2 separate regions of the Mus musculus genome follow, and region 1 is linked to region 2. Evidence: chromatin loops called from intact Hi-C (ENCODE). Cell type or tissue: heart. All regions are shown on one strand. Links, peaks and the distances in the headings refer to the core of each region. The heading gives the core; the rest is flanking DNA.

Region 1 (15,492 bases), core at 6,672-9,171, 84 kb before region 2:
ACAGGTTTCTGTAATAGGTACAAATAACTCCATACCTTTCTAGGTGCAATTTTAAGTTAAGCTAAAGATTCTTTCTAAGTTTAATTTATTTGTATATGACAGTAAAGGTAAGGTCATGCCAAACCTTATAGTTTGGGGAATCTGACACTGTTGGAATGAATAACAATTGTCATCTATTGTACATTCATTTTTTCCACTGGTTCAGTCTGCTACGTTAACAATGCAGTGTATACGTTCAGGCATACAACTTCACATAAACATTAAGGTCACTAGCAAATATCTGGCTGTTTTGGCTATTTACAACACTAGTTCTGCTCTTCCATAAAAATCGCATTTTATCTGTATTAGTAGATCTTCACCAAACTCTTAAGCAATACAATATTCCCTCTAATGCTTTACACACGTGTGTGCTGAAAAGCTACCATTCTTTCATTTGCTTTGAAGACTGCATTAAACCTTAAGGGGTTTTTTGTTTGTTTGGTTGGTTGGGGTTTGTTTTGTTTTGTTTTGTTTTTTGTAGAAACAGCAATGCAGCTGATTCTGAACTCACAAGTACTTTTAAAACCCAGTCCTTTCCTCCCCACATTCCCATGCCTGTGTCAACACCTCGATTCTTCCTGGGGAACACTTGTTTGAATCTTGTCACAAGGGTGTTTCATGGCAGTGGAGCTGAGTTTGTCCTCTCTAGAGTGAATGGCAATTCAAGTATCCCTATTAGTGGGCAGAGTACAAGTCTTACATAGCCTGTACTTCAAACAAATGGGAATGACTCCTAAGCAACTCGATTCTCCCTCACAGGATGGTATTCGGAGATGGGTTACCTGCTCAGATCTGACCTAGAGTGGAAGACTTGGGTCAGTCCTCACCAATGTGTCTGTTATTCAGCTGTCTCAGTATTAAATTGTGAATGAAAACCCAGTGTTTGGGCTCATACAGGAACCTTGGAGAAGTGGACCCCTCTGTGTGAGAAGCCTGCAGTCAGTCGGAGGAAGGACGCTTTCCACCACCTGTTCCGTCCAGGCAGTTCTAAAACCACCACTAGACATGTTCTGTGGACATTCGGGATTGGGCTTTGATCAGTCATCAGTCAAATGGGTCACTCTGAAGGAAAGGTTTGGTGGTTGGCATTATACCACTGATACAAAGTATTAGCAAAGTATAGTTCAAATTAAGTGACATGACCAAGAGCTTTTCTCTTAAAAAAGATGGATTTTATTGTAAATAGTTTCTCAAAATATTTTTAACTGGATCATGAGCATGGGGAGAGAAAGTTTCTCAGCTGCTATGAATTTCCCCACTGTTTACTTCTCTCATTTACAGTGGTATTGCATAAGATTACAAAATGTTAGGTTTTATTTGTATCTATTACCCAAACCATTAAATTGTCTTTAATTTCATCATTGTCTTGGAAGGCCAGTGCATGAAGAGCTGATGGGGGAAGCCCCTCTAGCCACTCAGCGCTCTAGCCCAGGATTAAGACCATCCCATCGAGTAGTGTGTCAAGTCCAGTCTTTGTAAACTCTCTCAGACCAAACGTTGTTGAAGTGGACTAATCCGTGTAATCGGTCCTGTAAGTGGACGGACAAACAGCTGCCAGCAGCTGCTTTTAAAAGGTCACTATGAGTACTACATAGCACAGTATTAATTTATAGCAGGAATCATATCTTGTAAAATGTATATAAAACACTTTTATGGTGCAATCATTTGTCAAATTTTGTCTGTTACGTTGTTCTTAGAGTGTACATTCTTCTCATGCCTAAGAATATCACTGTAAAATCTGCTGAAAACTATTTTTAGGTTTTATTTGCACAAGACTGAACTAGTTTGAGTGTTTAGGAAGCTCCTATCGAACAAGCCTAAACATCTGTATAGATAAAAATCTTCAATTCATTAAAAGCAACCATTAGTACAATTCTTTCCAAAGGTAATCCATGTTCTGTGTTGTTAGTGTGGGTGTGATGTTTCTGACTTCTCCATCTCTCACAAGCCTGGTTTCTGTTCCATCTGTTTTGTTTTAGAAAGATGCCTTTTTTTTTTTTTCTTTTGTAATGTTCTAGATGACCAAAACACATTCTTGGGTTTTGCCTACAGCTTTGATTTCTCCGTGTGGTGTTGTGCGAGTTCACTGTTTAATCTCTTCAGTGAAATAAATAGTCCTGGTGACAGGCAATCTATTGGTTTAGAGGAAAGGTCCTTAAGAAGTGTTGGAAACTAACTTTGGATCTGTTCTTAGCTGTTGTTTTGCATCATGGACTTCATGAGAAGAACATGTTGCATTTATTTTGTCTTTATTAAAAGACTACTAGTCACCGGTTACTCTGGTTATAGTAACTGTTATATCAACCCACTTTGATCTTCTTTTTAAAATTAAATTTACATTCACAAGTCAAAACAATAAGCTGTCTTTTAGAAAATTTTTGAAGGATAAAAATAAATGAAGGAAAAAGGTGGTCTGTGTAGGTAGAATTGTCTACACAGAATTTTAGTTGTATTGCCTTGAGAGATTTTAGTTTGTGGTCAAGGTCTGTATATTATCCAAAACTTTATTAAGAATTGTTTTCTAATTGGTTATAACATTTTTTCAATTAATAGTTTCAAAACAAATTGTTAATACAACTGTATAAAGTGAACATAATTTTCTTCACTTGTATTTTTGTTATTGAGCAAGTTTATCAAAATAAATTGTCTACTAAAGAAACTAAAAAGGCTTCTATTACTTTTAATACATTTTGATTTTAAATGTTTATTTCTAGAGATGTAGCTGTCTTGTTAAAGAAGTAACTTGGTAGAGTGTGTTCAGTCCCCAGCACTGAGTAAACCAGGTATAATGGGACTTGCCTGTAACTCGATCATTCAGGAGGTAGAAGCCAAGGCTTAAGGTAATCTTCAGCTACATCGCATCGTTGCAAGGCTAGCCTGTCTGGAAACAGCACAGTACTGTAGCATTTTCCCTTACAGAGACCTGGCCTCCTGGTTGTGTTAGTGTTGTATGTGAGGGAGCTCCCCTCCTCCCTGGACAGTCTTTGCTCACTTTAGTCAGGAATGAGACTGTGCCCCATAGTCTCAGATGTTTGGGTCTTGGTCCCCAGTTGGTGGCTGTTTGGGGAGGTTTAAGAAGAGGTGTCTCCTTGAGGAAAAAACATGTCTCTGGGGCTGGGCTTTGAGATGTCAGAGCTGCATGCCATTCCCAGTCCTCTGCTCCAGGCTTGCAGTCCACAATGGGAGACCTCAGCTTCTGCTCTGATTGACGCCTCTGGAACCGTAAGCCAAATAAACCTCTTCTTCTGTAAGTTGCCTTCGTCGTTGTGTTTTATCACAGCACCAGAAAAGCAACAGCACAGTTGTCACTGATACTCCACTCTATAGATCAGGACAGTTTCCCAGTAAATACTGGGCCCTTTTCTCTGGCACTTCTCACATGGCTTTGATATTTCATATTAATTGTTTAAGACAGATCTATTTGTCCATTAAAGCAGCTCTCTCCTACATCGCCTTGATTTTCGTTCAAGTGCAGTTGAAAAACCAAAGATCTATTTGGTTATCCATATTGTCCTGGAGTAAAAGTTACTCTGCACATCTCACAAAGATGTGACTGGCCCACTCCTACACACTTGACGTGCTGATACGGTCAGTGTCTAGCAAGACGGACTTACTAGTGGGAATGCCACCGTATGCTTGCCACTCTTCACACCACTGCTTGCTCCATCAGCAGCTGCCTCTGTCCCAAATGCTATTATGAGGGCAGTTCTCACAAGCCTGTGCTGACATAAAAGGATTTTCTTTTTAACAACTGTGTGTGTGTGTGTGTGTGTGTGTGTGTGTGTGTGTGTGTGTGTGTGTGTGTGTGTGTGTTTAACAAAGCCAGCTGGGCAGTGGTGGCGCACGCCTTTAATCCCAGCACTTGGGAGGCAGAGGCAGGTGGAATTCTGAGTTCAAGGCCAGCCTGGTCTACAAAGTGAGTTCTAGGACAGCCAGGGCTGTACAGAGAAACCCTGTCTCGGAAAAAAAGAAAAGAAAACAAACAAAAGACAAACCAAACAAAACAAAAAAAACAAAGCCCAGGGGCTGGAGAGATGGCTCAGTGGTTCAGAGCACTAACTGCTTTTATAGGGGACCCTTTGGTTCCCAGTACTCACATTGGGCAGATCACAATCACCTGTAACATCAGCTTGAAGAGATCCAGTGCCCTCCCATTGCTTCCATGGGGCACTGCACACACTACACACACACACACACACACACACACACAAAAAGGCGTTCTTTTAAAGCCCAGGAATGTTGAACATAAGTGCCCACTCATAACCCACCTTCCCAAGAAACATTAATAACTTATTGGGTATTCTTTTTTTCTTTGAAAGTTTGTTTTTAAATAGTTACTCTGTGACAATTTCTGACACAGTCACAATATATCTTGATCCTATGCACTCCTCCTTTCTCCCAACACTGCCACAACCCTTCCACCTTCACTTCTCCACTGTAAATTGTTCTTAGTAACCCATGGAATCAGTCCTGCTGCCTGCGTCACAGAACAACCTACCAGCAGACACACTGGATGGAAGTTGCTACCCAGCCCCCACAGCCATCAGTGGCCATAGCTCCGCAGCTGAAATAGGGGATTTTCTTTCTCACAGACACATTCACTATTATAAAAGTAGAGCCTTGTTATTTCTTGGATATTCCAGCAGGCATTTTACAGTTGGTGAGTTTAACAAGAGGTGATATTCTGTACACACACATATATGCCAAGACTTTTTTAAGTGGCACTCCATCTTATAAATAATATCTGGGTACACACATCATTTATCTATGTAGGTTATTTCTCCTTTGAGGGTTGGGGGGGCGCTTTTGAGGTTTTTTGTTTTTTGTTTTTTTGTTTTTTTTTTTTTTTTGCTCGTATAAGTAATGCTCCTGTAAACTCAGATTACAAACAACTTTACCAAATACCAATACTTCACAGCCTACCAGCCTGTTGGGGCAGTTCATATTTTTGCAGGGTGTGGTGGGTGGATAATGGTGTTCTGAATGTCTAGGGAAAGGAAGTAGCATTAAATCAGGCAGTCTGTGCTTTTCTGTGTCATCGTTAACCCTGTGCAAGAGGAGAGCTGGCTCTCCAGGCTGAAAACTGCCCAGGCTCTCTCAGGAAGCAGTAGTAGTTGGTTTAAGTTTGGGTTTCAGACCCAGCTCCCTTGACTTCAGGTGTAGGACTCCTGCAGCAATGCCTTGCCAACTTGGCCAGTCTAAAGGAAACAAAATTAGCTCCTCCGTGTTGCATGATTTCATTGGCTCTGGCATTAGAAGCTAAATCCATGGTTTGTTTCTAGATGCAGAATGCAGAGAATCACAAAAGGACCTTATTTAAGAGCTGCTCCTTACGGAGAGCACCTGCTGAATATTATCTTCTTTGTTCAAAGGGAAAAAATGGGAAAATGTACTGAAAATTGTCTTTAATCGCTCAGTTTCTTTCTTGTCAAGGCTCATCTTTGCACTCATATTCAATGGAATCACACAGGGTTGGCATCTCTAATTGGTGAAACTAAGACCACCACCCATTGGTTTCTAGCACGTTTTCAAGATTTGAACCCCCAGGGAGGTATCACCAAACAAGTTGCTCCCCATTTTCCTCCAGGGGCACTTAAAAACCAACCGCATTCTTCTTCCTTGGAGGTAGGAAACATTAGTTACTAAGGTAACCAAATAAAGGATCTATTTGTCCTCTGTCCACACATATGCTAATAGGACTTCAGGTGTCTCATGCTGAGTGTCACAGTGGCCTTCCTGTGTCCACCCCACATGTGGGGTATGACAAACTGGTGAGCTAGGAATTCCCATGGGTACCAGTGACCCATCTCATCTCCTTTTAGGTCTTACCATCTCACCAAGGTATTGCTACCAAGCATGAAGCAGGCCTCTACTACTTCTAATTTTCACAGTCTGGTTTCTTGATATCTGTCTTCTGGAGAAAAGCAAAGATCAAGGTGAGAAGGGTTGGCTCTGGTTAACTGGCTTGTTGTGCTACCACAGGAACCTGAGTTCAGATCTCAGTGCCCACAAAACAAACCAAGTGTGCTCTTGTGCAAGCCTGTAAACTCTGGTGCTATGGGGGATGGACAGGAGGACTGCTAGACTTAAAAGAAAGTAGAGAATGATAGACGAAGACACCTGACCCTCTCCTCTAGCCTCTGAACACCCATGTGTGCATGCATAAAACACAAAGACAAAAAGCAAAACTTTGGAAAACCTGCCCCTTTCTTCATATGGCTTAGTGCCTGAGCCCACCTGCCTGCAGAGCTAAACAGCAGCCACAGTCAGTCACGTAGTTGGTTCAGGGAACATGGTAGCGTGTGACCAAGGAGCCAAGCTTAGGACTTGGTTGGAGCTCCTGGGAAGAAAGCTCTATCAGTTGCTAGGTTATGGGGGCAGAAATTGGTGCTGCTGGGCCCGGATATCCCTGCCAAACCTGAGGAGCCTTGACCTGAGAATTGAGCCATCCCAGAAGAGAGCTCAGGCATGGAGACCATTTGGCCAAAACCTCCTCACCCCCACCCCCCACCTTAAGCTAGTTTGAGTTTCTCTTAATTCACAGGAGCTCGGTACACTCCCCTGTGCTTGACTTTAAACACATCCCTCCCCTGCCCTCCTCCCGTCCTTTGGCAGCCTCTCTTAGTCAGGAATTTAAAACGCAGTTGACTTCATGCTGCTTCTCCACCTCACAAGGAGCACCTGCTCCGTTTGCAATAAAGGAAAATACAAGTTAATCCCTCCAACATACATCCCATGATGTTACCAGGTGAGAGCTTTTAAAAGAGTGACCAGAGAGGGATGAACAGACCCTACCAGCTCCAAAGAACTAATGGTAAGAAAACAGATACACCTACCCAGGCAGACAGACATACATGCCTTTCATCTCAGTACTCTGAGTTCAAGATTGAGTTCCAGGACAGCCAGGACTACACAAAGAAACCCTGTTTCAAAAAACTAAAACTAAAACCAAAGGAAAGGAAAACAGACATCCCTGTTGTGCTTTGATACTCAACAAGAGCCACACTCTAGAGATCTACAAAAGGTTTGCTGCTGGGTGTGGTGACGTGTGCTTGCAGTCCCTACCCTTGGGTGGCTGAGGCAGGAGTGGCTGCACATCACAAGCCTGACACACAGCTTTCTCCTCTCCCTCTCCTGTGGTCTCCATAAGCCATCCTGGCTTTCCTTGTAGCTCAGGTGGATCCAGAATGTGCTTAGTGGGCTCAATGAAAGAAGGCTTCCCTTGAAATGTTAAAAAGGGAAAACAAAACAAAACACCGAAAACCCTGTGTATCTCAGAAGCAAGGGAGATGGGGAAATGCCTTTCTGGGACCCTTACGTTTCAAAAAACAATGCCAAAAAGTTAACCAGCTTCCACCCCCACCCAACCCTTGTATCTAGGGCCTCACAGAATATAAGCTGGCCTTGAAATTCTGTACCCGTGACCTCCCACCTAGGATTCCCCTCAAGATGGGCACATGTGCTCCTGACCTTCATTCACATCACATCTCATAGCACTGTCATCCTGTCGTCCCCTCAAGCCTTTCTGACCTGCCCCTTGCCCGCCTTGTTGGTGTTGGCAAGAGTGCTACATGCCCTGAATTTGCACAGGGCATTTGCAACCCACAGAGCCTGACAATTACCATTTTCTATTTGGGAAGTTTGGTTGTTTTTGATCTGGCCTGGAATGAGCACCTCAAAGACAAGTCCCCAAGTCACCGGAGTTCCAGCTTCCGGAGCAAAAGGTTCCGGAAATGAAGACCAACTTAAGGGTGTCTGGAATGAGAAGAGCTTAGCCACTTGCTAGCTGGGGGACCCTGGGTGGAGCCCCTCATCTCTGTGTCTGTAGAAAGGTGCCAAGGAGTGTGAAACTGTGTGCCAAGTGCTAGTTACATCACAATCACTTGAGGCCATTGTTAAAGGGTCCTGCTGCACTGCAGCACAATCCCGGGCTACTCTCCTGAATGAGACCAGACCACACAGGTGAGTCCTCTTGAGTCCCTGGGTTTGGGAACTGCTGGAGTGAATGACCTTTGTAGCACCTGGCTGCGGAGACACTGACCTGCTGACTCCAGCTGGGCGTTGGCCTGGTGCTGCCAGATCTCCTAGGGCTGCTTCCCAATCCTCAGGGGAACTGAAGAGGAAGGCTCTTGGGCTTCCCTTGCATTGTTCCTCCATTCCGGCCACAAGAAGGCAGCAGGCAACAGGGCTCCACTGGCCTAAACCATACATAGACCTGGCTGACCCAGAGGTTCTAAAAGTAGAAAAGCAGGTCACATCCTGCCTTTATCAGGAAAAGAAACACAGATTAACCTGACAGAGGGACTTGCAACAGTCAAGGAGCCCCTTTATCCCTGGGGTGAGCAAGCTCTTTGCCTTTCCCTGCCCCAAGCTGGCGTGGTGCAGTCTGTTACCTTGGAGACCAGCTAACACTTATCTCACAGGCAAGCTGCTCTATAGCGTTTGTTTGGAGGAGCTTGGAGCAGAGAGGTCCTGCTGTGCCTTCTCCCAAAGATGGAGATGTAAATGAAGAAATGCAGATGGAGGTGAGTGTCACAAGGGTTGGCAAGTGGGGAGAGAGAATGGTTGAGCATTGGCCAAAAGAGAAAGATTTCTGTACTTGGTGCTGAGGATCTGAAACAGTGTGGAGACAGCAGGACTTCCATAGAGTTTCCACTGTGGGGTAACACGTAGGATTCTGGGGTTTCTTGGCAGACAGGGGGTTAAGGATGTTTGTAGAAGTAAGCACAGCTTGAGGATGGTTAGTGAAGTGTGTGTGTGTGTGTGTGTGTGTGTGTGTGTAGAGGTTTCCAAGGAGCAGAGCGGGTGACGGGTGGGGTTGAGAAGCAAGGAGTTGTTCTGAAAGAATGGTGAGCCTTGGTAACTCTTGGGTCCCAGAGTTACCAGGAACTTGGCAGGGTTCTATGCAAGAGCGATGGCTCACTCTGGTAACATGGACTGCACAGGAGCAGTGGAGTAACTGTAGTTAGATAACAAGGCCTAGGCGCTAGGAAGATGGCTCAGCAGGTAAGAGCACCGGCTGCTCCTCCATGGGACCCAGGCTCAGTTTCCAGGGACCTACTGCCCTCCTCTGGCCTCCTCCAGCACCAGGCACACACGTGATACACATACATATATACATGCAGGTGAGATGCTCAAACATTAAGTACATAAATCTTCTTTAAAAATTAAATCATGCACATAAAAATAAAATTTGAAATCTACAATAACAATAAACAGGCCCTGGGTCAATGAGCTTGCTCAGCAAATAAAGGCATTTGTCATCAACCTGACAACCTTGTTGATTCCTGGGACCCACATGGTGGAAGGAAAGAACCTCCTCCAAGCTGTCCTTTGAATACAGGTACATTGTGGCGTGTGCCTGCAGGTACACATATACGCACATACACACACATACGCTAAATAAATACATAAGTAAGTATAAAAAATGTTAGCCCTCTAGATTGCCTATGGGCTTTTCATGAATTAAATATTTGAGAGTTTCTTAGATTCAGATGTTAACCAACTGGGAAGGTAGCTGACTTCTTTTATCCAATAACTCTCATAACAATGCGCTTTGATCAAAACACTAATCTGCCCATGGGATCCCTTCATTCTCCTATGGTACCCCCCCCCAGTCACCCAGGGCAGTGCATCCGCAATGTACCCCGCTCCCTTGGCTGAACTCCATACCTGCATGGTCACAGAGGTTGGAAAACAAAAGCCAAGACTAACTGGAACCCTCAGATAAGAGCCTGCACTGGAAGGGAAAGGGGTGGGCACTGACTGGGGGCGATCCAGGCCTCCCACGGAAAGAACAGGCATCCCTTCAGGCTATCGGAGGGGCCCTAGGGTCTCGTGAGTTATGAGGATAGCTTTTTACATTTTTCCTCCAGGACAGGGTCTCACTATGTAGCTCTGGCTGCCTTGGAACTCACAAATAGACTAGGGCAGCCTCAGCTCACAGATACCTGCCTACCTCCGCCTCCTAACTGCTGAGGTTAATGGCAAGCACGACTAGACTTAGCAAGGACGACGGCATTGTTTGAAAGTTTCTTCCTCGTAGTTTAAAAGTATTTTCTCATAGAAGATCTACTTCAGTTTGTCCTTGGGGACATTCTGGAATTCTCCACTGCACTCCACATTCTGAAATTCCAGAATGCATCTGAAGGTATCTGGTAGACTTTTTCCTTGTGATAAAATTTAGAGCCAATACCCAAGATACAATTCACAAACCACATGAAACTCAAGAAGAAGGAGGACCAAAGTGTTTATACTTCAAACCTTCTTAGAAGGGGGAACAAAATACGCATGGAAGGAGTTACAGAGACAAATGTGGAGCAGAGACTGAAGGAATGACCATCCAGAGACTGCCCCACCTGGGGATCCATCCCATATACAATCACCAAACCCAGACAGTTTTGTGGATGCCAACAAGTGCTTACTGACAGAAGCCTGTTATCGCTGTCTCTGGAGAGGCTTCACCAGTGCCTGACAAATACAGAGGTGGATCCTCACAGCCTACCATTGGACTGAGCACAGGGTCCCCAATGAAGGAGCTAGAGAAAGTACCCAAGGAGAAGGGTTTAGCAGCCCCATAGGAGGAACAATATAAACTAACCAGTACCCCCAGATCTCCTAGGGACTAAATCACCAACCAAAGAGTGAGACTCATGGCTCCAGCTACATATGTAGCAGAGAATGGCCTAGTTGGTCATCAGTGGGAAGAGAGGCCCTTGGTCCTGTGAAGGCTCTATGCCCCAGTGTAGGGGGGAATATCAAGGCCAGGAAGTGAGTGTAGGTGGGTTGGTGAGCAGGGGGAAAGGAGAGGGGATAGGAGGAGGGGGTTTTCAGAGGGGAAACTAGGAAAGGGGACATTTGAAATGTAAATAAAGTAAATATCTAATAAAAAAAATTTTTATGGAAAAAAAAAAGATTTAAAGCCAAGGGACAGGCATATTACACGAGTTGACAGCAAAGGGCCTAGGAACCCAGTGGGTAGCAGGCTCTGTGGGTTAATGGTGAGAGCCCTCTGCCTCATCCCCACAGGGTCCTTGCTGCTGCTCTACCCTTCATGCAATAACTAGCTCTACGCATCCTTTCAAGCACAGCCGTCTATTGGGAAACATTACAAAGTTCTTGCCCTCAAGCCTCTTCAGCGGGAGAAAGGAGGCCAGACCATAACCACGGAGAGAGAAGGTGACCCGTGCAACAGAGGGCAGTGCAGCCACACACAGGGGTGCTATTGCAGTTAGGTGCTCACAGACAAGCTGCATTGGTACCCAGTCCTGAAAGGGAAGGCTATATCTTCTTCATCCCTGCCCCTCCCAGGATCAGCACACTCCATTCCCCAAGAGGCACTGCGAAAGATCATGGGGTGGATACCTGGGATGCTTGAAGGTACAGCTCATGCTCCAGTAACCTGGAAAAAGGAAGCCTCAATTGAGAAAATGCCTCCGTCCGATTGACCTGTGGGCAAGCCTGTGGAGCACTTTCTAATTAATGCTTGATGTCACCTCCAGGCAGGTGGTCACGGGTTGTATAAGGAAGCAGGCTGAACAAGCCCCAGGGAGCAAGCCAGAAAGCAGCGTTCCTCCATGGCCTCTGCTTCAGTTCTTGCCCTGGGTTCTCATACAATATAATCTGAATACAGTTCCAACTCCATCCACACTCCTCCCCGATCCTCCCTGCTCCTCCCTGTCAGTGTTCTTGTTTCACAGCCACAGAGGAGCAAACTGGATACTTATGGTGTTCTACATTTCTGTCACACTTGGCAAAGTATTCTCACAATGTCGTCTTGGCTTTTGACAGTGGCGTTAGTGGGCAGAATGGTGATTACAATTCCCGTCTCATTCTCAACCGAAAAGCCGAAAGTCCAGGGCTCTTGTGTTAAGCTTCATGTGGTCAGCCCTCATCTAATTGCTCACAGAGTCTCCCCAGAATTCAGTAGTTTAGACCTAGTCATTGCAAAATGCTAATCGCTCCCCAAGGAAAAGGGAATGAGACCCTGGGGGTTACAGAGCTTGGGGTTCCAGTGTTCTGAGAGGGTTTCCAAGTCTTTGCCATAGGAATGGTCTCCAAGGGAATCACACTGAGGAGGAGCCAGTTCGATTTTATTTTATTTTTAAAGTCATTACCACTTTGTCCTGGAGTGTCTCCCAAAACAAACCACCCCTGACTAAAAGTTAAAGGCCAGAAAAGGAACCAACAAGCTGCGGAAGGGCACAAGGCAGGCAGTGCGGAGTTCGCAGTTCACAGTGAAGCCATGAAGCCACAACCCTGCTCAGCTGCTCACAGCCTGTGCCTAGCCCCACAGTTTGGTGTGGAGAGAGAGAAGGGAAGGAGAGAGGGAGGGAGGCAAGTGTCAGAAATGTTAATGAGCCAGCTTGCTTACTCTACTGTGAGGAATTTTAATGAATGATGTATCCCATAGAACACAGAAGCCGGTAATTAGTGAGTTCTACAAGTACCTGGGATGAATAGAAATCCCAGAAGCAAGACCTCCTGACCTTCCTTTCCTCAGTTTTGCCACACGCCTGTGACCCCAGCACCCAAAAGGCTGTGGTAGGAAAAATTGCACAGTGGAGGCCAGCCTGGGCTATGTCACGTGACTAATTTCCCAAATAGCAAACACAATCTTCTCTCTCAGCTGTCACTCCCATGCAACTTACGGTCTAAAGGGAACAGTGCCAGGTTTTAAACAGCATGCTAGTGACTATGATTCCAAGCTAAGGTGAACCTCTCCAAGGGAAGGGGCATAGGTACATGAAAATCCACACAAAAAGGAGTCTGAGATAGAAAGGAAAGCTGGCGAGTTCTCTAGAGGCTGTGGTGGCTTAGCTGAACCACCTAAGACCAGTAATGTGGGGACAGAAGAACGCCCCAGAGTACACAGGGGAAGGTCCTATGGTTAAAGGGGCTGTACAGCTTTCTGGGACCTCCCATGACTGTGGTGGGAGGGCAGTGGTAAATTGGGAACTCTAGAGAGAGAGGTAGCCAGCAACCCAACCACGTGGCACCTGGAAGGTTGCTTTTAAGGGAGCCACCCTAGAAACAGAGGAAAGCCTTTGAACAGCAGAGAATTTATTAGATAAGGAAACCAAGGGATGCCACCCTGCAGCTGACAAGAGAGGTCAGAGGACCTCAGGCTCAAAAGCAAGAGGCACAAGAGGAGGCAAAGAGTACAAGAGCTGGAGGAACTGGGAAGGGTTGTGGGAGACTTTTTGAAGGCATGACGTGGCCATTGCACTCCTGAACTCTGCAGCTGTAGTTATTTGTACAAATGTCCACAAGCTTGTCCCCCTCAAAAACTGTCACAAGGGATGGAATGGACACGAGGCTCCAAAGGCTCCGTGAGGCTACAAATCCAATTAATAGTCACTGGGAGAGCCGGGCGTGGTGGCGCACACCTTTAGTCCCAGCACTCGGGAGGCAGAGGCAGGTGGATTTCTGAGTTTGAGGCCAGCCTGGTCTACAAAGTGAGTTCCAGGACAGCCAGGGCTACACAGAGAAACCCTGTCTCGAAAAACCGAAAAAAATTGTAAATAAAAATAAAACAAAAAGTGGAGACACGATGGGACTGATTGGAAAGAAGAAGGGGGTTGGTGAGCAGGGAAGACTGCTTGAAACTGTCAAGCAGAAGTAGAAAGGTAAACACCAAAATATACTATATAACTAGGTGTGGTGGCTCACCTCTTCAAGACCCTTGTGAGTTCAAAGCCAGCCTAGTCTATCTAGTGAGTACCATGACAGCCAGGACTACACAGTGAGGTCCTGTATCAAAAAACAAACAAAAAAGATTATATACAGGTGTGAAAATGTCATAGTGAAACCTATTATTATATGTAATTTATATATGCTATTGAAAGCTTATGAAAATGGGGGCGGGGGAGAGAACAAGAGAAAATGCCAAGGAGCCCAGGGAAGATGGAGACATTTGGGAGAGCTAAAATTGATTAGATTAGAGGATGGATTCAATAACAGGAATGAACATCAAGAACAGATCAAAAATGGTGGCTTCTCCGAGCCAGAGAACAGGGGAAAGAGGACAGGCCTATGTGGAACCTTCATCTTAGATGGAGCAAGTTTGAATTCCCCAGCAGAAATATCCAGTGCCAGGGAGCACTGTGAAAGCAAGATGCAGCTCTCCCAGGGAAAGGGGATGAGAGAGGACTTGTTCTCAGCCAGGATGAGAGACCACAGCCCAGCAACAAGGATTTGGGTTGTCTGTCCTGAGTACTACATTCCATGTTGTAAGTGGTTGTGTGAACTTTCTTAATCAAAGAATAAGAGTCTTGAGTTAAAGCATGACGCAGTGGTATCAGTGCCCCAGTTAGATAGGTTACAACTACGTGGGGAAAACCTATAAATATTATCAGATGACGTGGAAGCTAGTGTTAATCCCACTGAAGGAGAGTAAAGACCACTACCCAAATTAGTCAAGTTTAAAGCAAGCTTTATGATATGTGCATATTATATAGCCAGTCCAGAGACTGCCTCTCCATAACTGTAGGACTTGAGAGGTCAGCCCCCAAGATAGGAGAAGTGGGAGTTTTATAGCCTCAAAACTGCAGGGCTGGGGTTTACAAGGAGTGGGAGATTTTTCAGAGGCACTTGGTTACGTAGGAACTTGGCAGAACAACTCGAAATTATTTGGCAGAACATTGTATCTTATCAGGGTAGAGGTCAGGATACAGTCAGGGAGCAAATCAAGACATGGTCAAAACTTTTTACAGAAAACAGGAATGAACTTATTTTGACTTTGTAACAAGTTGACTTCTAATCTTAAAATGGAGTTACACTGGCCCATCAGCTAGGAATCTATTAATACATATCAAAGCGCTTGCCCGGGTAGTTGAAAGAATGTTAGGTCTGAAACAGTGGTGGATAATTAATTGAACTAAAAACTGCCCACAGCCAGAAATGGTGGCGCACGCCTTTAATCCCAGCACATGGGAGGTAGAGGCAGATGGATCTCTGTGAATTTGAGGCCAGCCTGGTCTAGAAGAGTAAATTGCAACATAGTCAAGGTTATGCTGGAGAAACCCTGTCTCAAGGGGGGGTGGGGGCATGGGGGGGTGGAGACCGCCCTGTAACTTTAATTTTTTCAAACCTTATTTTTAATGATGATTCTTAAACACTTCAACCTCCCTTTTAGTCCATCACCCACAAGAAATAGTGGAAAATAAAGGGTATGGGGACGTGAACTTGTCTAGAAAGGTACCTTGGAGCAGCTCCCATCTGTGTTGTCTGGAAATCGGCAGTTCAGTTCACAGGTTCGCAGCAGCAGCAGCTCTATCCACTCATAAACACATCACGGATACACCAGCAGTCCAGTTTGGTAGAGTCGGGTTAGCAACAGTGACACAACCTAGCAGAGACAGCCAGGCCCTCAGCCTTGGCTCAAGTCACCAGGAGGGACCAACAGGAGAAGTTCTCAGCTGTGCCTCTCTCAGGGAAGTGAAGATCAGCCAA
Region 2 (15,492 bases), core at 4,667-7,166:
TGACATATGACTCGATCACCCAACCTATATCCAGTATCAGTGTCACAGGCCAGACATTGCAGACCTGAGCCAGGACTGTGCAGCCATAGGGTAGGCCACGCCCAGCTGGGTCAGCATTGCCAACAATATCACTGAGCCCATCTGGTGGCTGTGTTCTCCCTGTCCCCTGCCAGCATATGGACCACTACTCTCGAACCAAAGCCATTGCCGACCAGTTGACTCTCATGGCCAATGGGACACCGCTCCTAGGTAAGTACCACGGGGACATGCTTATAACAAGCATGCCTGCCCACTGCTGCCTCTCTGAAATGCACCACGGGGACATGCTTATAACAAGCATGCCTGCCCACTGCTGCCTCTCTGAAATGCATGTCCAAGACCCTATTTCCTTCTAAGTGACATCTCCCCATGATCTGGGCCTTTGTCCTTCAATGTGTTCAGAGCACCTGCATGAGCCTCTTCAACCAGGACGCAGCCTGGACTGTAAGCTCCCATGCTTGCAGTCTGGTGAGGAACAGACTTTGACAGCCTGACACGTGCTCTCTTTGCTGTCTTATGGGACTGGATTTAGTTTTAGCAGTCTTCTTTAACATTATAAATATGCAAGGAGCTATAGCTCTTTGGAAGGGACCATGCGAGTGAGAGGCTCTTGCATGAAACCTTCAATAATGTTCCAGAAAAAAAAACCTCTGCCTCGGCTGTCTCCCAGCATTCCCTTCTCTGGCGACAAAGCAATAATAGAACAGGAACAGTCTCCGCTTATGTGCATTCTTCATGTCAGGTCCTATTTTGCATACTAATTTCATATGCAAAAGGTTCATTGACTCCAGATCATTCCTGAGGGGAGATGGAATTTAGGCATCCCCGGTCTTCTACACAGAATCCAAATCCATGCAGACGATTTGCTTGTCATAAATCATTGTTAACTGTCTTTCTAAAATTCAGAAGCTAAAAGAAACCAGCTGACATGGCCTCATCTACCTGGGCCTAGTGGCAAAGTCCTGTCACCCCAGCCACTCAGGAAGTCGAGGCAGGAAGATCACAACTTCAAGGCTTGCCATAGCTACAGAGGGAGCTCAAAGCCACCCTGGGTTCTATGGCAAAACCCTGCCTTGAAAAACGAAAAGAAAAAAAAAGTAGCTCGGAGACAGAGTGCTTGCGCAGCATAGGACCTGTGTTCAACCGCTGGTACTGTGGTTCTCAATCTTCTTAAACCTGAGACCCTTCAGTACAGCTCTAATGTTGTGATGACCCCCGACCATAAAACCACTGCTTCCTAACTGTAATTTTGCTACTGTTATATATCGTAATGTAAATATCTGATATGAAGGCTATCTGATATGCCATCCCCAAAGGGATCACAACCCACTTCTCTAGTGCCATTAATTAAAGACAAACTTGGGAACCAATTGGATTTGGAGAGCAAGAGAGGCTTGAAATGATAGCCTCCAGTTTACACACAAGGAAGCAGAGACTGGTTAGCTGCCTTCGCTCAAAGTCACACAGCATTGGGTGGTAGAGTGGGACTTTTAAGCCCAGGAGCATCTTAGCACCAGAAACCAGGCCTGACCCCCTGTACTACTCGAGAGGCAGTAAACCAGGTCTCTGCGTGTGGGCTCTCTTCTCTGCAATAGTCCTGCTTTCCCTACCTCGCCCATCAGTGTGTGACCTCTGACCCTCATGTGTGTATACAGGGTTTCCCCAGGTTCCTGTCTCTGCCAGGGCACAGCTCTTTTCACCTACTGCCAGGGCAGACACCTAATCTTCTGTCTGGGAATTATTTATATGCATGTCCCCAGCTTTCAATGCTCAGAAGAGTCATGGATACCTTAGGCCTGCCCCTCCGTGACGTGGCTCCCCAGTGTCCCTCTGGTCACCATTGGCTGCAACCTGACCTCCCTCCACCATGCCCCCAGGGACCCAGAGTTTAAACTTAGCTATAGGACACAGAAAAGCTCAGCTGACACCTGCCTTCCAGGAGGACAGCCACGGTCACCAGAGGTCCATTACCGTGGTCTGTAATCCAGGCTAGTCCTGAGATGGCCTTCACTTGACTGACTGCCAGAATCCTAAGAAGTAGGTCACAGTGCCCTGTCAGTGTGTTGTATCCTTTTGCGCCTGCTTGAGTCAGTGTCCTGCAACTCTCACAATGACTTAGAACATTCTCTTGCCATCTGAAAGCCAGAGCCTGGAGTCTTGGTGTTAGCTAGTGTAGAGGGTTGACCTTCCCTTGAAGGCTCTGAGGAAGAGGCCTCTCTCTGTCTCCTCCGGCTTCAGATGACTCCTGACCTTCTTATGGCCTCCTTGGCCTCTGTTGGTCTCTTTCAAGACTCCTGTAGTTGGATTAGGCCCAGCTGAAAACCTACAATGATCTCAACTCACCAATATCCTTAACTACAACCTTAAAGGCCCTTTTTCCAAACACAGCCATATTGGCAGGTTGTAGCAAACATATCTTTTGGGGGACCAATCTATCATCCACAATACTGGGCTTCATTGTAAAGGGAAAGGTGTTTGGTAAAGATGGAAGGCTCTGTCCCTGGCTTATTCATGGGGAAAGGGAACATACAATGGAGGTGTCAGGAAAACAGATTTGTAGGAATAAAAAAGTCACTGGTTTAGAAAGGACAGATCATAAATAGCTCAAGGGCTGGTAGGAGCTGATGGCCAATGCCCTCAGGGTTTGTGGGCCTAATACCAATGATGCCATGAGATAGTTCCAGGTTAAAACATCCTAAGAACACCACCCATAAGGACCTCTGTGGGCGGTGAGGGGGAGGGTCCCCAAGGAAACTGGGCTGCTGTCAGCACAAGGTATTTATATTGGGCCTTCCATACAGAAGCAGGAGAGGTAGATGGCTTTGGCCTCCCGTCCTCATTGGCTGTGGGCCCCCCACCTCCACGTGCCACTCCTCTGCATGCCCCTGACCACCCTCTCTTCTGTCCCAGGAGGAGGCACCCTCCGCACCTGTGTGCTCCGTCCCCCAGGGATCTATGGTCCTGAAGAACAGAGACACCTGCCCCGGGTGGCGGTAGGTCTTCCTAGCCTTCCTGTGACCAGAGACAGAAGGAGTCAGGTTGACGTGGTGTGCATGCTGATTGGACTTTTGCAGCTCTGGGACTATGGCTGCAGGGGGCTCTAGGCTTCATGTCCTCACAGCCTAGTCAAGGAGACAGATGGCACAGTCATAACTTAGCATAGTGACGGCCAAGTAGAGAAACACTAGAGAAAATGAGCCTGGCAGGAGAGATTCAGGAGGACTTCCTGGAGGAAGGGATGCCTGTGGTGTCTGGAAGGAGGAAAGGGGATTCCCCCCACCTCACCCCACCCCACTCCACCCCCACCCCTGAGAAACTGAGGTAAGAAGAGGAAGGGATGCCTGTGGTGTCTGGAAGGAGGAAGGGGGATTCCCCCCACCCCACCCCCACCCCTACCCCACCCCCACCCCTACCCCCGAGAAACTGAGGTAAGCAGAGGAAGGGAATGCCAGGTAGAGGAGCAGCTTGAGCGCTGACCTAAGTGTGAGGAAGGTTAATGTAATGAGATCCCTGTGGCTGGGACTGACTGAGTGCAAAACTGTGGGAGTTGGGAAGGGCACCTAGGGAGTGCTGTCCAGCCCTGCTGCTTCAAATATTCCCCTGCCCAGTTCTTACAGGTCAACTACAGGGACAGTTCCCCATGCAAATACTTCCTGAACTACTCCAGTGTGCGCATTACTGCTCTGGCTTAGGGACAGAGCAGCAAATAGCAGATGCTCTTGCCCTCGTGTGGCTTCTGCTCTCACACCAGGAGATGGATTAAAAGAAATACGCAAGCTGAATTATAAAGAGTGTTGGGAGATGCCAAACGCAAAGGGAGAAAAGAAAAAGTGGATGGATGGAGGGGATTGGGCTTCTGGGGAAGTTGGAAAAGCCCCTTGGAGAAAGAAATATTTTAAACTTCCCACGGGAGGAAGGAGATGGGCAGGTCAGGCAGGCTCTTAGACAAGAGCCCTTACACGGGGCATCCTTTACACGGGGCATCTCCTCAAAAGTCCAGGAAGAGACAGACAGCCCTGGGGTCATGGTAGCCCAAGGAGTAGAGGGGGTCCATAGAAGGAGTTGTGAAGGAGCTGGCCCCGTCTGGAAGGGCTTCAGGCACTGTCTGCCTTTCAGTGTTCATATGGCAGCCCATGTGCTCTGCATTCATCAGATCAGGTGGTGCAGAGGGAATGGACAACTATGATGCATACAGAATCCATACTGGAGCTGCTGTCGCTCCCAAGGCGAGATGGGCTGCAGTGGTGTGGCTGGATTCTGAACAGACATAATGGTCGAGGCAGCTGGGTTTACAGCTAGTTTGAATGTGAGGCATGAGAAAAGTTAAGAAGCTCAAAGGTGGCCCAAGGTTATCTATGAGACAAGAAAGCAGAGATGTCCAGACAACTTGGGACATGGGAGGTGGGAGTCTAGCCTATGAGCGTGTATACAAGGCGTAAAGCCACCCAGGTGAGCTTGCACTGTCACCTCTCCCCCATGCCAGAGCCACATCAAGAAGAGACTGTTCATGTTCCGGTTTGGGGACCGCAAGACGCGCATGAACTGGGTCCATGTGCAGAATCTGGTGCAGGCACACATGCTGGCGGCCGAGGGTCTCACCATGGCTAAAGGCTACGTGGCTGTGAGTGTTTTGTGACATCCCTGTCCCCATAAGGAGGGAGGCCCAGAACTGTCAGAGAGCATAATTAGCTCACCGTGACCCTGTGACATCACAGCTTCCAACGGAAGCATGTCACAGTCCTCATGATACTCATCTTGCTGAAGAAAATGAAGTACAGTGAGGTCCTGTGAGTCCTTCGGAGTCACACAGCTTGTCAGGGTGGTCACCCTATTACCAAACTCGGGGCCAAAGTCAATCCTTCAGAAGCCAATTATAAGAATCAAATTAGCCCAGCCCTCAGGAAGCAGGGGCACATGAATCTTTTGAGTTCGAGGCCAGCCTGATCTACAGAGCGAGTTCCAAGACAGTCAGGGCTACACAGAGAAACCCTGTCTTGAAAAACAAGAGTTAAAAGGACCCAGTGATCCCTCCAGTCTGTCTTGGGGTCCTGAAGTGAGATTAAAGTTTAAATAGAGTCCCTGGAATATGCACGTTTCCACAGTCCTGCTCAAGGTCACTAAGTGGGCTTAGTCCTCAACTGTTAGGTGGTCTGAGTAGTTGTTACAATTGAATGAAAGGAGATAAACTCCCCTCTGGCTAGGGCCCTTCCAGTTTCCCAATATGAGTACCCTAAAGAAATTCTCTTTTTTTTGGGGGGGGGTGTCTATTGTTTGAATAGTCTGATAGTCAGATTGACAGACACCAGGCCCACAACATCCATGTCTCTTTAGAATACCATCATTTCTGCCAAGCCAATTACAGCTCTTCATAGAGAGTTACCCTGTCTTTCTTTAGCGTTGTCAAACCACATACTGCTTTACTAAGGTGTTGTCCAGGTCTCTTCCCAGAACTGCTTAGGGGGACAAGAGGGCCGAAGGAGCTTCCAGGAGCCAGGAGAAAGAGGGGATCAGGCTGTGGGCAGACACCTGACTGTACCTCTTCCCTCCTGTCACCCTCAGAGCGGGCAAGCATACTACATCAATGATGGGGAGAGTGTCAACCTCTTTGAGTGGATGGCCCCACTGGTAGGTGTTCTCCCCGACCCCTAGCCCAGAGTGAGTCTCTCAACCCCACCCTCTGTCCTTGTATCCTTTCCTTCCACCAAAACCATGAATTTACCTTAGAAAGCCAACCCTTTTGGCACGTGCCTGAATGGCACTGGGAGAGCCGAAGCTGGGCTGTGACTGCCCCCTAGTGGAACCATGTGTTCCTGCTTTTGACACTGACCTTTCTATAATTGCCTCCTGATTTGCACTGATTCTGGCCTGTGAATCTAATGTCATTTCTTTTTTTCGATGGAATCCAGGGCCCTTGCTAAAACAAGTGGTCCTACACTGAAAGGGGAGGTTGCTTGAAATCCCTAGGCAGGTATGTGGTCACCAGATCCTAGAGGGAGGAGGGAGTTTGGTCTCTGAGACCCCTGACCTCGTTCAACAACCCACAGTCTCCTTTGGACCAGGCCCATCTGGAAAGTGAGCACAGAAACCTGGGTAGAGGTATAGGGGTTATCGTGTCCTGCTGGGCCAGTGGCAGCTCTGGTTTGCTCTATTTAAAGAGCATTTCCAGGGGCTGGAGAGATGGCTCAATGGTTATGAGCGATGGCTGCTCTTCCAGGGACCTGGGTTTAAGGCCCATCACCACATGGCAGCTAGCAACCATCTGTAACACCAGTCCCAAAGGATCCCATGCTCTCTTCTAGCCTCCGCAAGCACCAGTCATACACACAAGCAAAACACGCCTCCCTACATGGGAGCTGGAGAGCTGGGTTCAATTCCCAGCACACACATGGCTGCATACAACTGTCTGTAACTCCTGATCCAAGGGGTCCAACACCCTCACACAGACATACAAGCAGTCAAAACACCAATGAACAGCCAGATGTGGTGGCACACGCCTTTAATCCCAGCACTTGGGAGGCAGAGGCAGGAGAATTTCTGAGTTCAAGGTCAGCCTGGTCTACAAAGTGAGTTCCAGGACAGCCAAGGCTACACAGAGAAACCCTGTCTCAAAACAAACAAACAAACAAAAAAGAAATCCTGTCTCGAAAAAAAAAAAAACCCACCAATGAACATAAAATAAAAATAATAAATTTTAAAAAAACAAACACTCATACATGTAGAGGGTTTTTTTGTAATTTTTTATGTTAAAAAGTACTTTTATTCAGATATAACTTACAAGTTATGCAATCCACCTACAGAAAGGATACAATTCAACATAGTTTTCTTTTTTAAATTATAGTCTGAGTTTTACAACCATTACCATAATTAAGTTTAGAATAGGTCTTCATCTTCAGAAAAGTAAAGCAGGCCTCTCTTGTTGGCAACGTGGCCCTGTATCAATTTACCCTCAAGCCCAACCCACCACAGGCAACGTGAGTCTTTCTCTCAACTGCCCTGCCTATGTTGGCTGTTTCATGGGAGGAGTGGCCTTTGTCTGGCTTCTTCCCCCTTAGTTTCCATGGTTGATCCACGTTGTGACATGTATTAGGTAGAGACTTCATTCCTTTCCTTTTTCTGTGATATGTGTATGTCTGCACCTGTGTATACAAGTGCACATGTATGTAAGCACACGTGCCTGCTAGGGTCAGAGGACAACCTCTGCTGTCATTCATTAGGTACACATGTGTGCACATGCACACACACACACACACACACACACACACACACACACACGGTGCTGGGATTGCATTACTGTGTATTTCTATGGAGTTTCCGGGCTAACCAGTAACTCTAAGCTTAGCTTCCCGTGGAAGAACTGCCAGAGTATTTTCCAGAGCCTGCAGGACTCCTGTCTGCTCCCCAGCAGTGGGAGAGTGCTCCCCAGCAGTGGGAGAGTGTTCCCTTTCTTTCCAGCCTGCCTGCCTTCATTAGTTTAGCTTTGACTTGAAGAGGTTTTATCCAGGTGGACAGCTCTATTCACTCCCTGCCCGTCTGTTTCTTCCAGCACTTCCTCTTGCTTTCCACACACTTGCTGAGCTTTATCTTTTTCTTTAATAGTACAGTCAGTTCTGAAAGAGGGGGAAAAAACCAGATTCTATTTAAGAACCTGGGAACAGATTCATGTGTGGGTGGATATAGTAAAAATCTAAATGGTGTGAAACAGTCTAAGTTTAAAAACCTGCCCTATTCCAGGCACTGGTGGTATACGCCCTTTAATCCCAGAACTCAGGAGGCAGAGGCAGGTGGATCTCTTGAGTCCGAGGCCAGCCTGGTCTACAGAGTGAGTTCCAGGACAGCCAGGGCTATACAGAAAAACCCTGTCTCGAAAAAAAAAAAAAAAAACAAGAAAAAAAAAAAAAAAAGAAAATACAAAACCAATAGATAAGAGATGGCTTAGCAAATAAAGAGTCCCAGGACCTATGTGGTTGGAAAAGAAAACTGATTCCAACAAGTTGTTCTTCTGATCTCCATATGCATCATAGTACGTGCCCCGCCCCCCCCCTCACATACACACACACCACATAAACAGGGAAAAAAAGATTTGTTCTGTTTTTAACTATTTGAATTATCCTGATCAAGGAATAGATTGGTGTGCAAAATGATGATGGTGGTGATGATGTCAGGCATAGTGTAAATGCCCTTGATTCCAGCACTCAAGAGGTAGAGGCAGGCAGATTTCTGTCATTTGAAGCCAAGCTGGTCTACATAGAGAGAGAGAGGCCCTGCCAGGAAGATATGGAAAGCAGGTAGTCTTTCTTTACCAGCCAGTGCCTAAACAACCCATTCTCATGTCAGACCGTGTTCCCTTGCAGTTTGAGAAGCTGGGGTACAGTCAGCCCTGGATCCAGGTACCGACCTCCTGTGTTTATCTGACAGGTAAGGAAGAACTTGAGTGTGAAATCCCGTGGGCCAGGTATGCAAACAACATGTGTGTTTTACATTATTGGAAACCCAAGGCCTGGACTAGGATGAGGCCAGCGAGGCCCCCATGGGTGAGGGTGATGGACTTTAAATAGGTTGTGCAGGGACACCCAGCCAGACCCTGCACGCAGAGGGGCAAATGTCTCGATATCACTACAGCTGTGTTGATCATAGGCCTACCCCGCTTAAGTTTGAGCCTCTAACAACTGTAACTGTGACTGTAACTCTTGTAAAAGAAGAGACTGGAGCTCTGAGGCCTGCCTCAAGTGGTGCAGTGACAGGAGAGAGGCAGCTATGACTCAGACTTAGCTGAAAGGCAGAGGAGGCCTGAGGCTTCCCTCTTCCAAAGTCTGGGGCATGTGGAGACTTTGACCTTGGACTCTCCCATTTACCCCTGCAGGTCAGTATCTGCTCCCACTCCCTGGTCCCACCCCACCAGGACAGTGTGCCCTGCTGCTGCCCTCTGCTGGCCTCCTAATAAGAGCGCAAGCAGGCATCAGGCTTGCTGTGAGCTGCCCAAGGGAACGGTAGCCCTCAAGTCACAAAGGGCTGTGTTTCTGTCGCATCAGAGGCTGGACCTACTCTTTTTAAATGCATTTGGGATGTTACTGAAATCAAAGACTTGTAAACTTGTTACCCAGGTGGGAGATTTCTGTATTCTGTACTCTGCCACAATGATTGATATGCATTACCTGTAGCCCAGGTGATGACAACTTGCAAGGATTGTATATAAATAACAGTTCTCTGTAAGCTAGCTGCATTTTGGTGCATCTTCACGTTGGCAGAAGCAATGGTGTCAGGACAGAAGGGAAGCACTCCCAATTCCTCCCTCTCCTACCCAAGTCAGCATATCAAAATAGGAGAGAGCCAGGTGTGGGAATCTGCACTTTGGAGGCTGAGACAGGAGGATCATGCGCTCAAGATCAGCTTGAGCTACCTAGAGAGTTTGAAGCCAGTCTGGTCTTACATAGTAAGATCCTGCCTCAAAAGAGAGAACTTGAAAACTGGCAAGATAGTTCAATGGGTAAAGGTGCCACCACCAAGCCTGATCTTAGGGAAGTTCAATCTCTGAGACCCACATGGTAGAAGGGAAGAACTGACTCCCCAAGGATGTCCTGCGTGGTTCACACATGCGCCATGGCAAATATACACCCACACGCATGAACACATACACGAAACACATGAATGAAACGTCATTTAAGAGAGACTGAGAAGCCGGGCACTGGTGGTGCACGCCTTTAATCCCAGCACTCGGGAGGCAGAGACAGGTGAATCTCTGAGTTCGAGGCCAGCCTGGTCTACAAAGTGAGTTCCAGGACAGCCAGGGCTACACAGAGAAACCCTGTCTCAAAAAACCAAAGAAAAAAAAAGAGAGAGAGAGACTGAGAAGCCAGTGGTGGGGCACACCTTTGATCCCAGCACTTGGGAAGCAGAGGCAGATGGATTTTCTGAGTTCGAGGCCAGCCTGGTCTACAGAGTGAGTTCCAGAACAGCCAGGGCTGCACAGAGAAACCCTGTCTCGAAAAACCAAAGAGAGAGAGAGAGAGAGAGAGAGAGAGAGAGAGAGAGAGAGAGAGAGAGAGAGAGAAAGAGAGAGAACAGAAACACCTTGAGCCTTCTCAGATTTGCTTGCATTCTTCAGACCATCATCACTACTTAGTACCATCTTACCATGACATATCTCCTAGCTAACAGGCCCCCAGCAAATGCTGCCAACTGAAGGGAATCCAGTGACCTTTTTAAAGGGACCCCTAGCAAGGCAAGACACGCCCCCAGTGGATGCATCCCTGAGCCCCTCTCACCTGCCCCCTCCCACAGCTGCAGTGATGGAGTACCTGCACCTGGCACTGAGACCCATCTGCACCATCCCCCCACTACTCACCCGCAGTGAGGTAAGAGGGGTGCTGAGGGGTGGGGGAATCCCAGCCCTACACCGTTCTCCTCCTCTCCACCATTGCTGAACACCTCTGTCACAAGATTCTTCTCTGCAGTCTCAGAACCTTCCATGTAGACCCGAAACTACAGCCCGCTCCTTTCTAATGCTCCCGACCAACTAAGTTTTTGCTCAGACGGTGTTACGTACTGAAAATTGGACCGCTCCAAATTCCTATTCACAGCTGTCATTCCAGCTATAGGCAGCTTATCTTCTAGCCAGACCTGAGATCCCAAAGACGACACTCTTTTGAACCCAAACTCTGAATATACATATACATGTACATATATATACATACATATGTATGTACACACACACACACACTCACACAAATTCCCAGTGGCCCTAGACTCATCACTCATGTTTTTCACATGCTTAGTACATGTTTATTTAACAATAAGTATGTATTTGATGCCTTCTTTGTACAGAATATCAAAACCCTTCTCATAGTTATGGCGCATAGTTTGGGAGTGTTGTCTTGTTTTTCGAGACAAGTCTCACACTAGGTAGCTCTGGATATTCTGGAATTCACTGTGTAGAGCTGGCCTCGGACTCACAGAGATCCACCTGCCTCTTCCTCCTGAGCGCTGGGATAAAATGTGTGCACCACTGCACCAGCTGATGTCTGAGTAGTTTTATATTTGCTTAGCACGAACCATCCAAAAAGAGGACATTTTGGTGCTGGAGAGAGGACTCATCAGTTTAGAGCCCTCACTGCTCTTCAGACGACCCAGTTTGATTCCCAGCATCCACATGGTGGCTCACAACCATCCATTGCTCCAGTCCAAGGGATCTGACGCCCTCTTCTGGCATGCACCTGGTGCGCATACATGCATTCCGGCAGGGCATATAAAATAAATAAATCTAAGAGCTTCTTTTGGTTGTTTGTACAAAGAAGGTCTCTTAAGTAGACACTAAGAGTAAGACAGCAGATGTAATTTAGGGCCTCTCTCATTTGATTCTCCTTAGTGTTAAATTAGGAAGGGCAAAAGATTATGCTCTTCAGCTTATGATGAAAAACCGGAAGCTTGTCTAAGATCACGCCACATGGGGATTGGCTTCAGGATGCTAAGTTCAGGGCCCCTTACGCTGAAAGGAAGAGAGGGCATGGAGAATATTTCCGGGAAGCCACTGCCTACATCTTCCCCAGACTGATGGAGGCTAGTGACAGTCCTTTGGTGTCATGTGATAGTCACTACCACTGGAAACTATTACCCTGTGCTTGTTCAGAGGAGGAAATCAGAGACACCGTGAAGCTACCTACACAAGATCACTCACTTACAGGGCACTGGTGGAATTTGAACCCAGACCTAAAGCCTCACCACTGTCTTATAAAACACCAGAAACCAACAAGGTAAACAGCTGTCAGGAGTGCTGAGGAACTGTAGTCAGGCATTGACTTGGCTAATGCCTGACTTCCTCTTGTCTAAAGTGTGGGTTTGCGGGTTAACTCGTTGGTTCTAGGGCAAAGGATCTGGGGCAGTTTGGGGGCGACAGGTCAGTTGCCGTCTGCTGGCCAGTCTGTGAGACACCAATCAGCTCTTTAGCATTTAAAAACCTTTCATTCCTTAAGCACCTACTATGTGCCAGGCACTTCACTGAGCACTAGAGGTGAGAAAGACTTGGTGCTTACCCCAGGAAGTCCACAATCCAAAGAGGAAAATGTTCTAGAAACCAGGCAATCCAACTGGGTGATAAGAGCTACCCCGAGATATGAGGAGGAATTTTCCAGCATGCAGGAGAGCCACCTACGCCCTGAGGTCACAGTTAAACCGGACCTCTGTGAGCACTGTGCTAGGACCTGCTTGCCTACCTCACAGCTATGTCTCCCTGCAAGAGGAGCTTGGTTGACTTTAGAATATTTACTAACCTGCATTCCTCCAAGCCCTGAACGTAGTATCTGGGGCAAAACAGACAAGAATTGGTCTGTTTCCCTCACTGGGGTCTTCAGACCAGGGCTTAGCCCCAAAGCCCTGTCTGCACCATGAGAGAACCACATAACCAATGTCTAGCTGGAGAATAACAAGCCAGGCAGGAGAGCACCTCCAGACCCCAGCATGACCAAGAATATGGCCACTTTCTAAAGTGGATCTCCTATGTGACCCTAGGCAAGTCACTTAAGCTCTGTTCTTCAATTTCCAATTATGCAAAGAGAAAATCGTGCCATCACCGAGGACAGAAGTGTATAAAGGGCCCACAGCAAGTGCAGTGGGAGTTCTATCATCTATGGTTGTCATTTATCACCTTGGAAGCAGGTGGTCCTCAGCCAACCGGCAGCTGGGGATGTAGCTCAGACTTAAAGAGGAATCACTTGTTCGTAATTGAATCCCTCCCTTAGAGTCACTTAGTTAACCAGCTGAGAGGACAGGAAGGTTCTTCTGGAGGCCCCGCCCACTACAATTGGTCTGGAGCTGGCAACAGGAAGCCGACATCCTCCTTTGGAAATGTTTATCTGGAGAACCGCACCCCACTACAGGCTGTGGAAACCTTCAGTCTGCCCTGGTATTCAAGGATGCATCTAAGGGTCTCCAGGGGTCTAGAACGGCGCTAGGCTGGGAAAAGAAGGAGAAAAGAGGAACGAAACAGGGTGAGAATTTAGCAGAGCCTGAGGGTGAGATACCGAAAGGTCATCGAGGAGGCTGCGCCCTCCAAGAAAAAGATCTCAGAAAGGAAGCCTCCCCCTCAGGAAGGCATCAGGAACCAGACGCAGCAGCTGGTCTTTAAACCCCAGTGTGACGGAAAGGCAGTCTGCCCTTTCCTTATCCTTTTGGTCAACAAGGCACAGGATGCTCTCCCACTAGCCCAGCCCTCTGCTGCTCCGCCTCTCCCATAGGTGCTCAGCGTGGCCGTGACGCACACTTTCCAGATTGCCAAGGCCCGCACTCAACTTGGTTATGCGCCGGACAAGTTCAGCTTCGCCGACGCAGTGGAGCGATATGTGCAGGCCACGACCCCGCAGCCCCGCTGTTGCATCGTGCTGACGCTCCTGCGGCTGCTGCTCATGCTGCTGCTACTGTTCGCCCTGCTCGGCCTGGCCCTGTACTTCCTAGGGCTGCAGCCTTTGCAGGCGGTGGTGGAAAGGCTCTGAGCCCGACCACGACCACGACCACGACCTCGCCCACGTAGTAGCTCGCTATCTTTCTACCTGGCTTGACCTCCCGGTTTAGGCCCGCCCCTGCCTCTTGACTCCGCCCCGATTCCTGGCCACGCCTCTGCTTCGCTCTCTTGGCTTCTATTCGTCTGCACATTTGGGTTTCCCGGCTCTTGGCTCCTTGATCCTGTGTGTTACTCTTTTCCCGAGGCTAGGCGAGGCGGTTGATGAGGTCCCAGCCTCAGCCTGCTTCCCCTTCCCAGCCATTTCCAGTCCTACCCAGTCTAGCCCTCTCCTTCCTATTCTTCCAGATTCTTCCCTGATCTGACTTCACCCCTTTCTGCCTCCATCTCTACGCTGAAACCCCAGTGAGGTCGCTTCTGTTGGGATAAGCCTTAGCCCTGCCTTCACGGTTGGTCTAAATGCGTGAGTTCTGGTTGGTGGAGTCTGTGGAATTGGACCTGTCTTCTGCCTCCTTCAAGGACCTTCTCCCTGCCACGGCTTCTTTGAGTTTATCCTGACACCTATCTATGTGTTGACTAGCTGGGAAAGGATACCCAAGCCCAACTTAGTAACTTTTGGTTCTCATTTAACGAGTGGAACCGACTAAGCACAGTAAAACGTTTCAGGTCCAGAGGACGCAATGGAGAAAAAAAGTTTGTAAAAGAAATTTGAGGGCTGGAGAGATGGTTCAGCGGTTCAGCGGTTGAGAGCACTGACTACTCTTCCAAATATCCTGAGTTCAAATCCCAGCAACTACATGGTGGCTCACAACCATCTGCACAGCTAGAGTGTACTCATATATACATAAAATAAACAAATCTTTAAAAAAAAAGAAATTTGAATGTCTCATTTAAAAAGTACCAATATAACAGACAAAATAAGAGTTTGGCTGATCATATTTTATGTTTGTGTGTATTTGTATGTGGTATCAGAGGATGTCATTCCTGAAGCTGTCTTACCTTATTTTTCCAGACTGGTTTAGAGTTTAGAATTTGGAATGGGTAGGGTAGGCAAGAAGCCTTAGGGATCCACCTGCCTCTGACTTCTCAGCTCTGGGGTTACAAGTATATGCCACCTCACCCAGCATTTTATGCGGGCACTATAAATGGAAGTCAAGTCCCCATCCTTGTGTGACAGGCACTTTGCCCACTGAGCCACTTCCCAGCCTCCATATTTTAGTATCATTTGTATCTCTTGATGAGTAGTGCTCCTCACCATCATCTTTAAGACTTTGAGTCCACAGATCTGCTCTCAACAGAGACTGTACCTCCCTGCCATTGTGATGTGGACTGTGGATCCCAAAAATAACAGTGTGTAAGCAGATCCACGGGTATCTATCATCTGGTACGCACGTGGCGTTAACTGAATAAACACCACGGACCCTAGCAGAGAACAAAGTAACTACCAGGCTGCAGTGGAGGAAAGAGAAGGTATGAGTCAACCTTCATAGGTGGTGTGGTGTTCCTCATAGCACGTGTCCCGGTCAGGCAAATTAGAAAAACTGTGTAGGAGTTTTAAAATACAGTAGTTAGAATTTTGTGCGTGTGTCTACTTTTTAAAAAGACTTATTTATTTGTATAAGTACACTGTAGCTGTCTTCAGACACACCAGAGGAGGGCATTGAATCCCACATGACAGGATGGTTATGAACCACCCTGTGGTTGCTGGGAGTTGATTGAACTCAGGACCTCTGGAATGGCAGTTTGTGCTCTTAACCCCTGAGCCATCTCTCCAGTGTCTACTTGGTTCTTTGTTTCTTTGTTTGTTTTTGTTTTAAAGACCAGTGGTAATCATTTCTATCTGTTTAGTGCCCAACGCTGGCAGGAGCTTGCATTTGTATAGCCTTATTCCATTATTAGAGCCACACTTACAGTAGGGTTTGTTACCGTCAATGTAAAGATAAGGAATTGGAGGCCATCACTAACTTGAAATATCAGAAGGTGAGGGCTTCTGCTCTGTAGCTGAG

Evidence for each region. Hi-C counts contacts between places; a loop is a spot of excess contacts. Peaks named below come from ENCODE experiments on the same cell type or tissue, not always from the same donor. Only the 100,000 strongest peaks of a DNase experiment are listed, where the experiment ranks them.
Region 1: it touches region 2 in a loop (2.5-fold over the local background); 3 of 42 quality-filtered maps call a loop at or near these places.

The regions. Positions count from the first base shown.
Region 1 is chr7:120,731,567-120,747,058 of GRCm38, forward strand. Vwa3a (von Willebrand factor A domain containing 3A) reads left to right here and starts at 7,991. Exons shown (of 34, transcript NM_177697.3): 1 at 7,991-8,377; 2 at 8,463-8,564. The coding sequence starts at 8,545. It overlaps Mosmo (modulator of smoothened), which reads left to right. Exons shown (of 3, transcript NM_001164580.1): 3 at 1-3,288. In heart, for the core only: CTCF peaks have their summits at 8,213 (motif pointing right) and 9,130 (motif pointing left); a DNase peak (open chromatin) is centred at 8,185; H3K4me3 peaks cover 499 bases; H3K27ac peaks cover 1,244 bases.
Region 2 is chr7:120,817,674-120,833,165 of GRCm38, forward strand. Gm5737 (predicted gene 5737) reads left to right here. Exons shown (of 12, transcript NM_001370881.1): 6 at 174-249; 7 at 2,950-3,032; 8 at 4,523-4,660; 9 at 5,599-5,664; 10 at 8,391-8,454; 11 at 10,318-10,391; 12 at 13,266-14,151. The coding sequence ends at 13,520. Among named protein-coding and RNA genes, the nearest start is that of n-TLtag1, 10 kb to the right of the region's middle. In heart, for the core only: a CTCF peak has its summit at 5,835 (motif pointing left); a DNase peak (open chromatin) is centred at 5,700.